2 separate regions of the Mus musculus genome follow, and region 2 is linked to region 1. A link is a loop called in an ENCODE intact Hi-C map of the cell type or tissue named here. Cell type or tissue: left cerebral cortex. All regions are shown on one strand. Region 1 has its middle 22 kb from the start of Ccdc130. Region 2 overlaps Cacna1a (calcium channel, voltage-dependent, P/Q type, alpha 1A subunit).

Evidence for each region. A loop is a pair of places that touch in the nucleus more often than their neighbours do. Peaks named below come from ENCODE experiments on the same cell type or tissue, not always from the same donor. Only the 100,000 strongest peaks of a DNase experiment are listed, where the experiment ranks them.
Region 2: a loop joins it to region 1, with 2.2 times the contacts of the local background. A loop is called at or near these places in 8 of 42 quality-filtered maps.

What each region holds. Positions count from the first base shown.
Region 1 is chr8:84,290,741-84,293,240 of GRCm38, reverse strand. No RefSeq gene overlaps it. Among named protein-coding and RNA genes, the nearest start is that of Ccdc130, 22 kb to the right of the region's middle. In left cerebral cortex, CTCF peaks have their summits at 1,128 and 1,345 (motif pointing left); a DNase peak (open chromatin) is centred at 1,353.
Region 2 is chr8:84,553,171-84,555,670 of GRCm38, reverse strand. Cacna1a (calcium channel, voltage-dependent, P/Q type, alpha 1A subunit) reads right to left here. Exons shown (of 47, transcript NM_007578.3): 17 at 2,342-2,409. Among named protein-coding and RNA genes, the nearest start is that of Gm32854, 34 kb to the left of the region's middle. In left cerebral cortex, a CTCF peak has its summit at 1,188 (motif pointing right); DNase peaks (open chromatin) are centred at 821, 1,202 and 2,493; H3K27ac peaks cover 1,601 bases.

The sequences.
Region 1 (2,500 bases):
TGGCTGCTTTTCTATGTGACTTAGTTTGGTTCCCAGCAGCCTTCTGAGGTGGCTCACAAGAGTCTGTAACTCCATCTCCAAGGAACCTGACACTTCAGACCTCTGTGGGACACCTGCATTTATGTGTACATACCAACCAACACACACACACACACACATGCATGAACACACACACACATACACACACCTTCACATAATTAGAAACGACCTTTTTAAAACTGTACACAAGCAAGTTGAGATTTAGTTCATTGTCCCCGTCCCAGTTTGCACACAAACGAGAGCCATCAAATGAAAAGGTTACACCACAAGGCAGAACAACTTCTGTGTGGCCGCCATGCTGCAGGGCCAGTTTGAATTCACTGACCTTCCAAGCAGATGAAGGTGTTCTGGAGCTAGGCTGAAATGCTGGTCACACAATACTGCAGATGTCCTTGATGCCCTCCATCCCAATCCTCCTGCCTCCACTGCTGGGGTGGTAGCCATGCCTGGTTTATGTGGTGCTGGGAATGGAAGCCAGGATGTTGTGTCCCTGAGCCACAGCCTCAGCTCCTGCTTTCTGTGTCTCCATCTGTGGGACAAAGTCCAGGCTGCCCTCGGCCTTTCCACGGTCCTCCCGCCCCGCCTCCGGAGCGATCCACCAAGAGGCTTTTGCCACTATACCAGGTCATGAGGCTTCTTTTAAATAGTGTGATTTTTTCCCCCTGTGGGAGTATGTAGAATGTGTGCACTTTCAATTCTGTGTAGGTGCACACACATGTGTGTGCATATATTTGGAAGACAGAGACCCCTGCCCGGTGTCTTCCTTGATCAGTCTTCACCTTATATATTGAGGTGTGTCTCTCACTTTGAACCCAGAGTTTGCGATGGGATTAATCCGATGAACCAGTTTGCTCTGGGGGTCCCCTGGCTCTGCCTCTGGCTCCGGAATTACAGGCAAGCAATCACATGAAACCCCTGGGACTTGTGTACATGCTGAGAATCCAAACTATGGCCTTCGATATCACACAACAAGCATTTTACCCACTGAGACATTTCCTCCACCTGATTTCTATTGTAAATTAATTAATTTCTATAGTAAATTAATTGTGTTTGTGTGTGCACCTGTCTATATAAATGCATACTCCAGCCCGTGTGTGGCAATTGATGGATAACTCCAGGGAGTCCGTTTTCTCCATCCACCATGTGGGTCCCAGAGATGGAACTTGGGTCTCCTGACTCACAGCAGGATACCTTTACCCTCCGAGCCATTCTGTCTTTATGTTTTTTGTTTTTTTAATGCAGTAATTTTTGTTTCCTAAATTTTACTTTTCTTAACAAATGAAGACACGGGCGCCTCCTGGCGGCAGCAGGAAGAATACACGATGCTTTGGAAGGAACCTGAAGGTCTGAAAAGGCTGGCATTCTGTGGGCAGCTTCCTCCACTGACAACAAGCCCCTGAAGAAGCTACCTCTCCAGGCAGGGCTGCCTCTGCCTGTGGGCACTTGCTTGTAGTGTTGGTGTTTAACGCATACTGAAGTGTATGGCTTGTGGCTAAGTCACGTAGGTAAGCATACAACTTAGACGTGCTTGTTTCAGGAGCACAACTACATGCAAACAACACAGAGGACATAAGAAAAAAAGCTGGTTTTGCTGATATTACAGTATAGATTTTTTTGAACATTTTATTCCATTTGTGTGGGGGGAACAGAGACAGAGATAGAGATAGAGAGGCAGGCAGACAGACAAACAGAGAAGAGGATAGAGAAGAGGGACATGTATCCCACAATGCACTATGTATACAGATCAGAGGACACCTTGAAGGAGTCCGTTCTCTCATCCCCTGTGGATTCTTGGCCCCAGGTGCCGGTACCTTCTGAGCCATCTGGTCCATCTGCTTTTTTTTTCCTTGGTGGCCATCTGACTCACCCCTGGAACTCCATCCCTCTCAGGACCACTGCCTTGGCCTCTGAGTCACCAGCTTCTTTGTGCTTCCTCACCTCCTCCTCCTTGTTGCCTATGTCAGGGAGGATGTTCTGGTGACCAGGAGACAATAGCTCAGAGCGCCAGCAGGGAGCCTTCAGACAGCGCCAGCCCCTCCAACCTGGCTGGTTTGTGTTACTCTCTGCAGCTCAGTTGCTTGTGTGCTGTCTATAGCCTCCAACGAGGCCCTGAACTGACAGGCATGCTCTGCTCTGTTGTCTCCAGTCTTCGGTTTTGGAGAAAGAGTATGTAGCCCACATACATCCTCCTGGCACACGGCACACCACCACACCCACAGTTGCTGGGTTTACTGGAATTTAATGTTTGTAGAACTAAGCAGCACACTTTTTTTTTTTTTTCGAGACAAGGTTTCTCTGTATAGCCCTGGCTGTCCTGGAACTCACTGTAGACCAGACTGGCCTCGAACTCAGAAATCCGCCTGCCTCTGCCTCCCGAGTGCTGGCCACGCCCGGCGCTCAGCACACTCTTTTTTTTTTAAAGATTTATTTATTTATTGTATGTAAGTACATTGTAGCTGTC
Region 2 (2,500 bases), 260 kb before region 1:
ATCACTGTCAGTGACAGGAGACAGGGTTCCCTGATGTCAGGCACCGTGTCCAGCATCTTTTAGACCCAGGTGGTTGGAACATTGGTCTCAGCCACACTGAAAACGAATGTTTCCCGGCCCCGGCAGCACCTGCAGACCCAGGGCTGCCTTCGGGATCTACACTTTCAGCCGGCAGCTGGGTGGGTGTGAAGCACATTCAGGTTTAATTGTCTCGTGTGCAGTGGAGAAAACCACAAGGTTCAGATTCAGCCAGGGTGAAAATCCCAGCCATAACCACTTATTGCTGTGTGACCCTCAGTAAAATCTCTCCATTTCTCTGTGTCTCTTCTTCATGACCAAGCTTCCAGGACTCCCTGACTCAACCCACTGCACTATTCCCTTCAGCACTAACAAACAGTGCTTTTAAAAATGCATCTGATTTCTGGCCTGCCTCTACAACCTGAATCCTGTCCTCCCAGGGCAGGGACTGTTGTCTGTCTGTCTGTCTTGCTCACCGTACTCTCCCTGGCTTCGAGCCTGTGCTCACTGTTGGTAGTCAATCCATGATTACGGATGAGGCATGGTATCTGTAAAATGTAGCTCAAACAAGTCCCTTCCTTTGCTTGGGGATTACAATGGTGTGAGCCACATGTACAGTGGATGAAGGGGAAGACGGGGGTCTGCAGGGGGATGGCTGCCTTCACTTTGGAGTGTAGCTGGCCTGTCTTCCCATGCCAGCCTCCTGTGTCTTGGATGAGCTCATGGCTGGATCGGACTGTGGTGACACATGCCAGCCAGCTTCATGGTGGCTGAACTCTTGGCTTTGTGCCTGGGGTGGGAGACTTCCGCTTTTCCCTGCCGGAGGTGGGGCTGGGAAATTCTCCCTCCCTCCTGCCAGGGCAAACAGATGGAAGCTTGGCAGCCCCTACCCCTGTAGCCTTGCAGTCCTGGGTTCTGAGGCACTGGGGAGGGGCTCCGGGGCTGGGAGGAAGACTCTGCCTGCAAGCATTGTGTGTTAATTCTGCAGAGCCAGCCGTGGCTGCAGGAAAGATGGTCTCTGTCCCTGACACCTCAAGACTGCACAAACTGCGGTTTCTCTATGTTTTCTCCTCCAAGGCCGATGAGCCCAGCTCTGGCACATGGGCCCCACTCATCACCACCTTGTCCAGGGTTTTCTGCGCAGCCCATAATCTGGCTGCTCTGTTCACAGCCACCAGGGGGCGTGAGCTGCTTTGCAGAAAGCAGGGTTTCCTCCCCCAGGCCTGACTGGCATGGACCTGAGGACACTTAGGATGCCGGAGGATGCCTTGAGGGGCACGTGATGCCAGCTTGTCCCCAGATAATTCAGCGTCACTGAGTAGGAATGAAACCTGGGCTTCATCTCACCCGGTGACTTTTCTTCCCGAGTTCCTGCCCCAGCTCTTCTCTGCCCTTTGTAGGGCTCCATCTTTGCTCTTGCAGTTCCTGGTGTATGGCACTGGCATCTACCTTCCCTGGCCTTGGCTTTCCCACATGTGGTGTGTGTGTGTGTGTGTGTGTATACACACACACACACACACACACACACACACACACACACACATGCATATCTTTTTTTTTTTTTTTTTGAGGGAACACAGGTTCTTTATGTGGCACGCGTCTTAAACTTTCAATCCTCCTACCTCAGTTCTGTGCTCAGTCACACACCACCACGCTGGCTGCATGATGCTTTAAGTAGTGGCCATACCATCTGCGACCATGGATCTTTTCTTTCTGACCCTCAGTTTCCCCTTCTCCGAAGGAGGACTGGAGTGGAGCCTGGCACCTGGACCACAGCTCTGTACTGTTGTCCCTTGGAAGGCCAGCCTGAGGGCATTCCATCTGGCTAGTTCCTCAGCACAGGGTCACAGGTGGAAACATAAGCCTGCAGACCCACCCTGTCTTCCCAGCCAGGTAACCTGTGCACCTTGTCTCGAACCTCCTATCAACTGTCCCCTGGCATGCTCCCTGTGGAAGTCAGAAGGAGGGTGATTTGGGGGAAGGGGCAACCCTTGTCACTGTGTCTGAGCCTTGCTAGCTCCAGCTCTGCCAGAGGCCCTACCAAGTCACTCCTTGCCCCATCCTTTGGCTGGCAGCAGTGCCCATTATCCTGAAAGTCCTTATTCCTCAAGCCTTTGGGTGCAGGCTCAATATCTGTCCTCAGAAGCCACCTTACTGTCCCCTTCCCCTTCTGGGCTACAAACTATCTTGATCAGGGATGGCATGGCTCCAGGAGAGGTGCCCAGTGCTCCCATCCCCAGCAAGAGCCCTGACCCAGCCCCCACATCCCTCCAAACCCTGCTGTCATGATCTGCCATGAGCAGGTGGTTACTGTGCCCTCCACCTTGGTGAGCTCCTGGGCATTGGCCAGGTTGTCCACTGCGATGGCCAAGAACACGTTCAGCAGGGTGTCTGTATGTCGAGTCAGGGAAAGCAGCTGATGGAAGGAAGCTCACGGCCTGGTGGGGCTGGTGGAGCCTGGGCATTTGGGTCCCGCCTGCTC